3 separate regions of the Homo sapiens genome follow, and all the other regions are linked to region 1. The links are chromatin loops, found by intact Hi-C in ENCODE. Cell type or tissue: heart left ventricle. All regions are shown on one strand. Each heading gives the region's core, and the rest is flanking DNA. Links, peaks and the distances in the headings are about the cores only.

Evidence for each region. Hi-C counts contacts between places; a loop is a spot of excess contacts. Peaks named below come from ENCODE experiments on the same cell type or tissue, not always from the same donor. Only the 100,000 strongest peaks of a DNase experiment are listed, where the experiment ranks them.
Region 2: a loop joins it to region 1, with 6 times the contacts of the local background. A loop is called at or near these places in 12 of 110 quality-filtered maps.
Region 3: it touches region 1 in a loop (7-fold over the local background); 108 of 110 quality-filtered maps call a loop at or near these places.

What each region holds. Positions count from the first base shown.
Region 1 is chr5:172,477,778-172,480,277 of GRCh38, forward strand. It overlaps LOC105377727 (a long non-coding RNA gene), which reads left to right and starts at 1,274. Exons shown (of 2, transcript XR_941225.3): 1 at 1,274-1,827. RefSeq lists enhancers at 1,306-1,927, 1,928-2,500. In heart left ventricle, for the core only: a CTCF peak has its summit at 1,392 (motif pointing right); a DNase peak (open chromatin) is centred at 1,384; H3K4me3 peaks cover 993 bases; H3K27ac peaks cover 1,054 bases.
Region 2 is chr5:172,583,393-172,588,579 of GRCh38, forward strand. No RefSeq gene overlaps it. Among named protein-coding and RNA genes, the nearest start is that of LINC01944, 27 kb to the left of the region's middle. RefSeq lists an enhancer at 1,264-1,764. In heart left ventricle, for the core only: no CTCF peak of the experiment used is centred there; DNase peaks (open chromatin) are centred at 639, 1,009 and 1,434; H3K27ac peaks cover 2,500 bases.
Region 3 is chr5:172,696,528-172,701,714 of GRCh38, forward strand. LOC107986479 (a long non-coding RNA gene) reads right to left here and starts at 3,897. Exons shown (of 3, transcript XR_001742997.1): 1 at 3,589-3,897; 2 at 1,049-1,193. RefSeq lists enhancers at 1,120-1,279, 1,350-1,409. In heart left ventricle, for the core only: a CTCF peak has its summit at 1,167 (motif pointing left); DNase peaks (open chromatin) are centred at 154 and 1,094; H3K4me3 peaks cover 1,161 bases; H3K27ac peaks cover 1,136 bases.

The DNA of each region.
Region 1 (2,500 bases), core at 1-2,500:
TGTGCACAGCACCCAAACTCTCCCTGCTGCCTTCTGCTCCCTCTCTGTCCTACACAGGTGTTTCCACCAATACATCTCTTTCTCTTGCACATTGAATCCTATCTTGGCATCCACTTCCTGGAGGACCTGAACTGGCACACCACATGATCACACTTAGCATTGCCAGTAATTTCTGTCTGCCGGATCTGCCCCTTACATACACAGGCTCTGGCTTCTGTGTTGTGCTATGGAATAACTGAGTGACCTTGGCCAGAGCAGTAAACCCCTTGGAGCCTCAGTTTTCTTTTCTGTAAAATGGGGCTTCGTGGGGGTGATTGTGAGGATTAAATGAGATAGCATATGAAATGAGCCTGGCACACAGTAGGTGCTCATTAAACCTGCTATGATGTCACCTTGGGGCTATTGTCATTCCTCTAGGATCTTTTATCAGGAGTGGGTTACTTATCTTCCCTGTGTCTCATTTCTAAATCAGGATATGTATTGTACTTACTTTGCAGGGTTATTGTGAGGATTAATGAAAACCAGTGGTTTGGGTAATGCCCTCAGACACTGCATGCGTGGCACACAGTAAGCACTCAGTAAGTGTGGGCTGCTCTTATCATGAGGGCCATGCTATCTGCTGTCTTATCAGCTCAGGCTGCCGTAACAAAATACCATAGACTGCATGACTGGAACAACAGACATTTATTTCTCAAAGTTCTGGAGGCTAGAAATTCAAGTTGGAGGTGCTGGCCAATTCAGATCCTGGTGAGGACTCTCTTCCTGACGTGCAGACAGCCACCTTCTTACTGTGTCCTCACAAGATGGAGAATGAGAGGGAGCTCTCTGGTATCTTTTCTTATAAGGGTGTTAATTCCATCACAAGGGTGTTAATTCCTTGCCCTCATGATGTCGTCTAACCCTCATTACCTTCCAAAGGCCCATCTCCAAGTACCATCACATTGGGTGTTAGGGATTCAACATGAATTTTGGGGGGTCACCATTCAGTCCATAGAAGTGGGACACAGATGATGCTCAATAAATGTTATTTTCATTCTTTTCGTCTCTCCTTCTCCCTCTGGCAAATAAAGCCTGGACCCGGAGTTTGATTGTGGTTGTGCTATGGAATAACTGAGTGACCTTGGCCAGAGCAGTAAACCCCTTGGAGCCTCAGTTTTCTTTTCTGTAAAATGGGGCTTCGTGGGGGTGATTGTGAGGATTAAATGAGATAGCATATGAAATGAGCCTGGCACACAGTAGGTGCTCATTAAACCTGCTATGATGTCACCTTGGGGCTATTGTCATTCCTCTAGGATCTTTTATCAGGAGTCCTACATTCTTGACTCCTGCCAGATGGGGGCACTCACTGCCTTCTTATTCCTCGTGTGCTCAGTGGACGTCCCTGAGAAGCGGGCTGACTCGCCACCAGAGGGCTTTGTCACCGCCCTTCAAACGATCCTCAGGCACACAGACAGACAGACAGACAGAGGGAGTCCTGGATGAATGGCAAACCCTTCAGATTCTAATTTGTTTCTCAATCAGTTGCTTCCTCGTGTGAAATGAGGGGACAGACAGCTGATCTTTCTGAGCTGCCCATGGCTGGGACCACTGCCTCCATTCCCAACACCCTGCTGGGGACCCCGCCTTCCAAAGAACATGCCCCAGGCACACAGGTGAGCTCCCGCCATGCACTCCCCGTGAAAGGGAAGCCGTCTGGAGGCAGTGTGGCACCTGAAGACGCTGGAGCTGCTGCTGTCAGGGACACACGCCCTGCCCATTCATCTGCCTTCTGCGCCGGGAGCCCCCGCAGATGCGGAAGATGCAGGGAATGATTCAGCCCCAGCCTTAGTAAGTCAATTTCCACTCATTCACAACTTACGATGGTTTCACACAGGGTGCTGGATTGATGCTTCGTGTTACTCAGCAAGGCTTGCTTCTGCGAGAGGGAGGAGCAGTGGTGGTGGGGGGAACCCTTCCTCGGTGAGGCCTACTTGTCCAGCACAGTGCTCAGGGCCCTGCAAGAGTCCCAGCGGGAGAGTGACTTGCTCAAGGTCACACAGCTCAAGGGGCAAACTGGATTTGAACCCAGACTGTGGGGCTCCAGGGAACCATGGTGGGGTGCACCCCTCCCACCACCACCAGTCTTAGATTGGCAGCCTTTTGTGGAGCGTCCATGCTGTGCCCAGGCCTGTGCGGGAAGCCTCTGGAAGACGCAGGGAGAGTGGCCGGCCTTGTGGCAAGATAGGACACATGTATTGCTATTACTGTTTATTACCACCCTCTCTAACTCTGATCCTTAGAGAAAAAGAGGCACTGAAGAAAATGAGTAAAGAGGAGCAGAGTTTCTTTTTTCCTCCCAAGTGAATCATTGAAAGAAGTAAGTTTCCCTTCAATTTACATTTCAGTTTGGGCCTTTAAAAGCAGTTCTTTTTTTAGTTGTTTGACTAAATATATCTCTCAGTGAACATGTGCACCGATTTTTGGTTGTCTTGTAATTTTTTTCCTGATGACTGGTGTTATG
Region 2 (5,187 bases), core at 1-2,500, 110 kb after region 1:
GTAAGGATGACAATACAACTTGCCTTGTAAGGTTATTTTGAGAATTACATGAGAAAACTCACATAAAGACCTTGGACCAGTGGCTGGCACATCACTGGGGCTCCACAAGTTTGCTGTCGGGTCGTGATGGTCATTCTTGCTCCCACAGAGGAAGAGACTAGATTAGTTGGCTGGGCCTGGGGGATCTGTAAGGTTTGGGAAGGAAGACTGCCATTTGAGGACAGCCATTTGGGGACCCTCATGAGCAAACAGAGGGAGCTGATCTCCAAAGCAAATCAGAAAAAATGGTGATGACGGAAGAGAGGTGGGCCAAGGAGGGACAGAGTGAGCATCCCCTTTGCGTCTGACAGTTTGCTTCTTGCTTTGTGTCTGATGGTTCTTCCTCTTGAGGCTTGGTGGTTCCCCTTGGGTTCCATGACCTTTCCCAGTCTCCCACTAATTTCAGTTATTTTGACTGGGTTTTCTGTTCCTTAGAGGCAAGTAGCCCCTGACCAAGTCAAGGTGTCCCGAAAACCCTGCTCAAGAGTGTGACCTAATCAGGAAAAAGAAATTTGTTTACAGCGAGCCCAAGCTGGAGAACAAACAGGCTTCCTCTGCCAGGGCTTCCCCTCACTACGTGGGGCTCGGCATCGCACCTCCCACCTCCTGGAGGAGGAAAAGGAAGGAGGCATTTGGAAAGTAGGAGAAAGGCCAACAAGTGGGACCCAGAAGCTCTCCCCACCCAACACTGCCAGGACAGAGGGAAGACGTCCAAAGCTCATTAGCAAGTCCCAAGAGCCATTTCCTGTGATTCTTCAAGGCTGACTAGGTCACTCAGAGGAGCAGAAGACATCTGCTGTTTCTTCCCCTGCTGCAGATAGAGTCCCTGTCCAGCTAAGAAGGATAGGCCTGGAAACATTCCAGAAAAGCCCTCCCTCTGTTCCCTCTTCCTGGAAGGAGAGCCAGGGACACCGTGCTCTCCACAGTCCCCCTGAATGACATTTCCACTCTGCTGGGAGGCCTGGGCAGTGCTGAGATTAGAGAAGGTGGGAGGGCAGGCAGGCCCCCGGGGCAGAGGTTGAGCATGTGGGATTGCTGGGGGAGAAGGCAGCAAGAGGGGCTGGAGGTGGGGAGTTGACAGGCAAGCCCCAAAATGGCTTGAAATAGATGGTGGCCGTGAATGCTGTGTCGAGGAATGGGGGAGCCGCCAAAGGTCTTTAGGAGGGCATGGCAGGGTCTAACCTGAGTTTTAGGTAGATTGCTTTGGAAGCAGCACAAAGATCTGATCAATGACAAGGTGTGGCTTGGTCACAAAGAATAAGAAGCTGGGTATGCGGCCGAGGGCATGGCATCATCACACAGGGACCCTGACAAAGTTGATGGGGATAGAGCTGTTGACCTAGAGTCCTTCAGGTCCTTCCCTGCTTCCCCCATGGCAGCCTCAGAGCTGAGGGCTGGGCCTGTGCGTGAAGCCCAGCTGTGCTTCCAGTCTCGCTAGGGAGCTCCTTCATGACAGGCAGCTTTGGGCTAGAGTGAGATCCGTGGGGAGACAGGACAGAGACAAGACGATGTCACATACTGCAGGCATATTTATTCACTCAACAAACACTCACTACACATCTGCGCCGAGTCCTGAGCAGACACTTCCAGCCCTCCAGGGAGCACTCTTGATCGGGGCACTCTCCTCTTCCTCCTCCTCTTTTTCTTTTTTAAACCCTTGGCCCTTTCTAGTACATAAGTAAGGCTTGCTCTTTATATTAATTTCCTGTGGCTGCCACAACAAATTATAAAAGCTGGGTGGCCTAGAGCAGGAATTAATTCTCTCGCCATTCTAGAGAACCGGGAAGTGTGAAATCAAGGAGTCGGCAGGGCTGTGCTCCTTCTGAAAGCCCCAGGAGAGAATCCTTCCTCCCCGCCCTCTTAGCTGTTAGTGTTGCTGACAAACCTTGGCATCCTTGGCTTGGTGACACATTGCTCCAATCTCTGCCTCCATGGTCACACAGCGTTCTCCCTGTGTGTCCCTGTGTCTCTCCTCTTCTTACAAGGAGACCAGTCATATTGGATTATGGCCCACCCTAATCAAGTATGATTTCCATCTTAATGTGATTACATGGGAAAAGATGACAATTTCCAAGTGGGATCACACTCACACGTATCAGAGGTTAGGACTTCCACCTGGCTTTTGAGCACACAATTCTACCCACAACAACTTGGGTAGGAAATCATAGGGAATTTGTAGGCAAAAACAGAGATAAACAAAAGAAAAAAGAGATAAAAATAAAATTGTTAAAAAGTTGCATTACCCAGAGATAACAACTCTAACCTTTTGGGATGTCTCCTAAATATTATTCCCTCTCTACAAAAATATGTCATTATTTATGCAAAAATTCAGTCATCCTGTGCACACCATTGGGACCTGCTTATTTCACCCGATGAAATACAGTGTATGTTCTCATTGTTTTTCAAGCCTGGATTAGATCTTCCCTATTAAAATTGAGATGCACTACCTATGTGTCCTTCTTGATGCAGAAAATACGACTGATATCGTCTTAGCCTTGCTCACTTCCTTTCTTGTTAATGTCAATCTCATCACTTCCCTATAGGTCAATATTTTGGTCCTGCTTTACAGGTGAAGATATAGATTCAGAGATGTTAAGTACCTTGTCCCAGGTCACGAAGCCAATAAACATCACACTGGAGATCTGCACCCAGGGCCGTCAAAGGATAGAGTTGCTTCTTTGTGTTATTACTTGAAACCACCTCCTTCGATGGAGCTGCTTCTTGGGTATTATTCTATCAGGGATGCTATTAAGATTCACCTTGCAGGTCTTGATGGATGTGAATGAAGGAGAATTTGCAGGTGAAAAGGCAGGTGGAGGAGGTGTCATGCAAGGGCACAAAAGTAGGAACCGGCTCGCCCTGAGAAGGAAAACGTGAGCTGTTTGCTATAGCAAACAGTGAGGCAGGGCGAGGTGGGAGGTGTCAGCTGGGTCCTGCGAGGAATCTGGGCGTTATCCAGACAGCGATTGGAGCCCCTGGCACTGTCAGCACGGAGAAAGCTTGCGTTTTGGAGAGCTCATTCCGGCTGCAGGGTGGAGGATGGCTGGGAGAGGTTGACCAGGGCAGAGAGATTGGGGAGCCAGGGGGCGAGTAAGGGTGGGGGCTGGGGATGGGGTGGGGTGCGGCTTGACCAGTTGTATGAGGAAGAGCGAGGCTGGGGAAGGCGGAGTAAGATCTGAGGTCCAGCAGCTGCTCTCTGGTCTCCAGAGGAAGCTGAGGTGTGGGCCTTGCCCTGGGTGGCTCCACTTCAGCCCTGCTGGCCAGATCGACCGCCCTCGTTCTCTTTCTTAGCAGGAGACCTCCTAGTTGGCATCAAGCTAAGCCTCAGGCCTCACTGGTTGGAAGCCCTGGCTCCACACCACAGAAGGCACAGAGAGAAGTGGTGTGGCAGATGTACTGGGAACATGGGATTAAACACTTAGGGAGTGACGGAAAGCTGCCCTCTGGAGGGTGCGGGATGGGGCCCAGGCCCTGCCTCCTGCGCAGGAAGGCTGGGTGGTGGGGGCTGGAGGAAACAAGTCCCCTCTGGGGAGTGGAAGCAGGCTCACCCGTCTGTTTCTGGGGAGTGGAAGCAGGCTCACCCCTCTGTTTCTGGGGAGTGGAAGCAGGCTCACCCCTCTCTTTGCCCCCCCGGCAACACACACACAGTGGACCTAGCCCACACTTCCATCATCCGTCCTCGGGCAAAAAGATGTGCTTGTTTCCTCCAGCCCTCGCCACCCAGCCTTCCTGAGCAGGAGGCGGGGCCTGGACCCCATCTCCCACCCTCTGGAGGCAGCTTGATGCACACATCAGTGGTGCAGTCCACTCTCAGGAGGTGGAACTCGGTCCTCTGTGCGGGCCCTGGAAGTTTGGGCAGAGAATTCTGGGCTCCTGAGTGTCTGGAGGAAAGTCAGAAGTGGGGAGAAGGAGGGTTCTGGGCTCTGGGTCTCTGGCTTGGACAGCTGAATAGACTTAGGTGCTGCTCCCCGGTTTTGGAATCCCAGAAAAGGGAAGAGGCAGCTGGGATAGGGGTGATGATGAATTTAGAGCGAGCAGGTTGCCCTGAGGGGCTTGTGGTCGAGGAGGCTGAGTGGGGGAGCTCACCAGTCCAGGCTTAGCTACAGACCGAGGAGGGCCTCAGCTGCTGACCCCCAACACCCCAGAGAGATGAAGGATTCCTTCCAAACTCCTGGGCCAGTTGTTCCTCCCTCCCAGGTGCCAACTATAGTTACGGAGCTCGAATCATGGGGGATGGTCAGCCCTGTCTCCTCTGGTCCCTCCCTTCCCTGGCCTGCTCTATGGAAGGTCTCTGGGGTTCTGAGCCTTCCAAGAAGAGGAAAAGACAAGATGTCTCAACTCTAAGGTCAGAGCACTTTTCTAAGGAGTATCTGGATGTGGAAGAGTAGGCAAAGACATGAAAATATTAAACCTGGATAGGCCAAAGCATAAAGAGCTCTGGAATAGATGGGAAGGAAGCTGCCACTGATGGACTGACTGACTGATTGACTGATTGATTGATCGATTGTAGTAAAATGCATATAACATAAAAATTGCCCTCTCAACTGTGTTAAAGTGTACAGTTCAGTGGCATTAAAGACATGCACAATGTCATACAATGCCTACTATCCAGTTCCAGAACTTTTCATCACCCCAAGTGGAAACCCCATGAGCTACCATTGATTCGGGAGAAACTATGCACTGTGCTGCATTCTTCACTCCCATTAGCTCAGCTAACCCTCCTCATAGCTTTGAGAGGAGTCTGTTTCGCAGATGAGGAGAATGAAGCTCAGGAAAGAACAATAAGTTGCTCAAAGCCATACAGGTGGTACATGCCCAAGACAGGATTTGTGTCCAGGTTTGTCCAACTCCAGAGCCCATTATGTCTGATGGGGGCAGTTGGAGGATGCTGAGACTGGGGTAAAACCCACACAGCTGCTGCTGCTGTCCACTGGGGTACAGCTGGGTTGATCTCTACCCACACCCCAGAAGATGGTAGAGGACCTAGCAAGGCATTCTGCTATGCAGAGGAACTGTCTAGATGAACCAGGGACTCAGGCTGGAGATGGGGCTTAGCTGGGGGAGCAAGGGAGTGGGGCACAGTGCCAGGGCTTGTGACCTATTGAGGGCAATCCCAGTTAGGGGCTGGCAGTAGGGACCAGGGTCCTA
Region 3 (5,187 bases), core at 1-2,500, 220 kb after region 1:
AAGAATGAACCGGAGTGGTGATCTGCTGGTGGGGTCGTGCCAGGCCTCGGGGCTGGCCCAGGCCCCCGCCCCTTGCTTGTCTTGGTTCCCAGTCAAGAGCGCTGGCCCCAGGCCTGGGAGGCTGACCGACCTCAGACTCCAAGGGGAAAGCCACACTTTTGCTCAACTCCCAGGAGCAGCCCCGCATTCCAGGAGGGGCGTGGGAAGCACCAAGCCTTCCCCAACTGAGCTGAGCGGGGAGCTGCCTGCAGCCACGCTGGCCCCCCCAGCCTCAACGCTGGCCCAAGCCCACTTTGGGTTCCCCAGGGACAACCACCCCACCTCAGAGGGATGGAGATGGGGCTCTGAGAGATTGCCACGGCCACCCCAGGAAAGAAACACCAGGATGTTCCCAGGAACCCTCTCTGGCTTCCCCATCTGCCCGCAGTTTCCCACGCTGACTCCGTCTCCTTTTTCTGGTGCCACCCCACCCCTGATCAGCACAAAAAGAGTTCCCTACATGACTCTGAGCAATGGCAGACTCCCTTCTGCCTCTGTCCCTCTGACAGGTGGTCCCAGGGCTGTCTAGAACCTACTCCAGGGCCATCCCTCCCGGCTGACCTTGCTATCTTTCCACCCTGGAGTTATTTCATCTGGAGGTGTTATGAATACAGACCCGGCTTGGGGGAGCCTCCCGCAAGGTACTACCCGAGCTGGACCTTAGATGCTGGACAGCCCTTGGCAGGCAGAAGCTCCTCCTGAGCACTCCCTGCAGAAAGGAGCTGCCCAAACGCAGAAGCTGATGGGCCCCGTGCTGGAGGAGCCCTCCAGGGTGGGGGCAAAGGTCCCAAGAGACATTTGCCTTCTGCAACAAACCAGCCTTTCTCCAAGAGGTTCACACGACCCTGCTGGCTGGCGCTCCTGAGCAGGCTTCCTCCCACAGGGCAAGCTCCCCTTGGCCTCCCAGGAAAGGATGGACGGACAGGCAAAGGGCAATGAAACGGCCTGGGCTGGGAGTGATCCTGGGTAAGGGCCCCGTCCCCTCGGGCTTCCCTTTCCGCGCCCTCACCATAAGGGAGTGAAACTGAAAGTCCTGAAGTTCAGGGAGGTGGCTCGCCAGGCTCCTCGGCAGAAGGCGCGGGGATTGGACGGTTTCTTTCTAGAAGATGGAGCACTGTCGCTCTCTAGTGGCCACGGTGAGAAGTGGCAAAGACCTGAGCAGAAAGACATTGGTCAAGGTCCAGGTGCTGGACAGATTTACACCCCCTACCATCCCCCCGAGCGCATCCTGCAGAAGCCGCAACGACCGGGAAGCCAGACTCCTGCAAATGGCCTTGTGGATCTGGGTAACCTTGAGGAGGCACGTCAGGGTGACATTGAGTCTGGGTCTGGGGTCAAGTCTGCGTTTGGGGGTGGACTGGAGCTGAGGGTGTGGTGGGCTGGGGCTGGGGCTGGGAAAGGATCTCCCCGCCCCTGCAATGCTGGGAGGATGGCACATGGACACGACGTTTCTTTACTCCGGTCCTACTGACCTGACCCGCTCCGTTTAACCCGCACGTCTGACCCTGTGCCGGGCACATTAGAATAAAACAAGTAGGGGAGGAAAATGCAATATTTTTAAACCCTCAAAGATAGACAGAAATGACAATGCAGCTAAAACTGCACCTTTGGCCATCAAAAAAAAAAAAGTGCCTCCCCAGTGCTTGAGATATTTATGCCCCAGCTGGTTCAAAAGAAGTTTGCTCTGGGGCAGGGCACGGTGGCTCACGTCTGCACTTCTGGAGGCCGAGGTAGGTGGATAACTTGAGGTCAGGAGTTCGAGACCAGCCTGGCCAAAATGATGAAACCCCGTCTCTACCAAAAATACAAAAATTAGCCGGGCGTGGTGACGGGCGCCTGTAATCCCAGCTACTCAGGAGGCTGAGGCAGGAGAATCGCTTGAATCCAGGAGGCAGAGGTTTCAGGGAGCCGAGATTGCACCATTGCACTCCAGCCTGGGCAACACAGCCAGATTCTGTCTCAAAAAAAAAAAAAGAGAGAAGTTTGCTCTGGGTTTGTGACAAGCTCTGTAGATTGGAAACCTCTGTAGGTTCCGCCTTTCAAGCAGGAGTAGCAGAAACCCAGCACAACTGGCCTGTATCAGTCTCAGTGCAAAGTATTTACTGGCTGTGGGGTGCTGAAAGCTGTTGGACTAAATGGGTTGCGAATGATGATAGCACCATCCTCCTCTCTCACTGCCTCTGCACACGGTAGCCCTGGCGTGCCCAGAGTCATATTCTCCCAGCTTGAGGTCCAGCCTTACAGCAAGATCTGGGACTGTATCTCCCTGGACCAACTTCAGTACGAGAAGAATATTAACGATACGTTGTTAAGTAAAAAAATTTAAAAGCTACAAAATCATATATACCATATGATAACATTAAAATATACATGAACAATTAGTCATGGGAATAAAAGGCTGAAGGAATGTACCAAAATGTTAACAAAAGTCATCTGGATGGAAGTACAATGAGGGTGAAATAAAAGTGGTTTAATTTTCTTCTTTTGCTTCTCTACATGTAAGAAAAATTTTAAATTCTATAAGAAACATTTATTGTTATAATAAGAAAAAAGTTATTATTGTTTAATGCAACAAAGGCCTGGATAAGGACATAAAAAAAGAACTGACAAGAGGAGACAGTCCTCTAAAGACAATGGTCAGGCCAGCCGTGGGGCTCACGCCTGTAATCCCAGCACTTTGGGATGCCAAGGTGGGCAGATCACCTGAGGTCAGGAGTTCGAGACCAGCCTGCTCAACATGGCGAAAGCCCGTCTCTATTAAAAATACAAAAATTAGCCAGGTGTGGTGGCGGGCACATGTAATCCCAGCTACTGAGGAAGCTGAGGCAGGAGAATCACCTGAACCAGGGAGGTGGAGGTTGCAGTGAACTGAGATCATGCCATTGCACTACAGCCTGGGCAACAAGAGCAAAACCCCATCTCACAAAATAAAAAATAAAAGACAGTGGACAAAGTAGAGCCCAGTGAATTAGCAAATCAATCTAACACGACAAATCTCTGCTCTCACCATCCTCATTGCCAGGGGCCAGGGCCAGAAATGGAAGCAGATGTTACAACAGAATGGCCAGTGTTCTGGCGAGGGTAAAACCAGGACATCGTGGGAGCCCTGACTAACCTGAGAGGGTCAGGGGAGGTGTCCAGGAAGAGGAAACTTGGAGGAGCATTTTGAAGGGGGCGCGTGATAGCCTCCAGGTGGAGAAGAGGAAGGAAGATTGCCAGGCAGATGGAAGAGCACAGCGAAGGCCCAGGGGCAGCTTATTCCAGCTTGGGTGGCCCATCAGGCCAATAACCACAGTAACAACAAAAGGTATAGAAGAAGCTGGTTTGGAGAGGATGCTGAACTCCACCTTGAGGATTGCTTTTGAATATTTCTTTTTAAATAATTCTTTTGGCTTTCCTTTCCTCCCTCACATAAAATAGAAAACACGCTCTCAGCTGCTAAGCCTCTCCCCAGGGGTGTGGTTTGCCTAATAAATTGCAAAATTGACCTACTAATGCTAAGAAGTTAAGTCAAATTAAATCACAAGAGAATTTCCAAGGACCGCTTACCATTCCCTACTTGTCTGCCAGGGAAGAAGGCGCCATGCCCTGGGTGTGGATAAGATAGGAGCTCTGTAAGCTCTGTGACCCCAGCACAGCCATTGGCACTTGCTACCCTCGGATCTCCAGGAACCGGTGGAGAATAACCCCAAACCGCCAAGAGTTTGCCTCTCTCGGCATGCTCTGGCTCCAGTGAAGTTATGAGACTCCCACCCCTTAAAGAGCTTAAAGACCTTAAAGAGCCCACCCCTGCTGTAGAGAGAAGCGACAGCTGCCAGGCTCCGCCCACCCCTCCTTCATGGGTAAATGAGAAGGGCCCACCCCTCCTTCCTGGATAAATGAGGGTGTAAAGGGCCCAGCCCTTCTCTACGGAATGCCGGGGCTGCTTTGGGATGTGTGGCTCGGTGTTCACAGTCACCTTGGGAGTCAGAACCAGGTTCAGCCTCCGTGGCAGGACACCCAAGCTCTGTCACGTCTGTTCCTACGGCTCCTCCTGCCTCCCGCCTTACTCCTCCACAGCTCCCACAGCCGCCCTGCCCCTTTGTAGTGCCCCAGCCAGCTCGAGCCGCCTCTACAGAAGGATTGCTCATGGTTCTAAGTGTTAACTGAGTCTCCTTGACCCCTCGCATTTCCCGCCCCCCGCTCCCCGCCCCACCACCCCACCCCGCTTACCTAGAATCTTTCCCTCCCTCCCTACTCAATGGAAAGAGGCCTCAGGGCAGAAAGCAAACAGGAAGGACTCCGGATTTACTGCATAACTGATGCTCTCGGAGCAGCCTGGGCTGCCAGGGGAGCAGGCAGAATAGTGTTCTGCTCCTACTCCCCATCAACGCCTTGGCACTATACCTCTGGAACTTGGCCATGACCTTGAGTGAAAGGGAAGGCACCCCAGTGAAATGCAGTCTCAAAATAGAAATGAAGTTGTTGGGAAGACAAGCTCATTAAATGCATGCCTGAGTTTATGGGTTGAGACTCACACCTGTTGCACACAGGTGTCTGCCTCAGTCTGGAAGGTTCCCACCCACACCCCAAGAACACACACACACACACACACACTCACACTCACACAGCCTGGATCATGCCTCCTTACCTGCTCACCATCCAAACCTTGGTTTCCATATGACCTCCTCCAGAAAGCCTCCCCCGACAGACCTCACCCCTGCCCCCACATCACCGGGCTGGATTAATCTGTAAGCATTTTCTTCTCTGTCTCCTTCAGTACCTATCAGCTCCTCAAGAACAGGGACAAGATCTAGTTCACTGTGGCATCCCTATTGCTCAGAACAGTGCCTGGCACGTAGTGGGCACCCCACAAATATTTCTTCACTTAAACAAATGACCACATGGCAGATGAGGAAGACAGGACTTGGGGAAGGTATCCTAAGAGGAAGTTTTCTGACGGCTACAGACATCGGCGTCAGGCCATGCCTGGGACGTTCCTTCCACCTGGGTGCATGCTGAGCCTTTCTTGCCTCTGTCCTGCTGGCTTAGTTTGTTCCACTTCTCCCCTCTCCACTTTTTGGGAGGGTTCTGGGGAGGGTGGGCAGAAGGGGAGAAGTGCAAGAGGCAGGCCCGCTGGGGCTGGAGGGAGGATTTTGCGGCATTTGG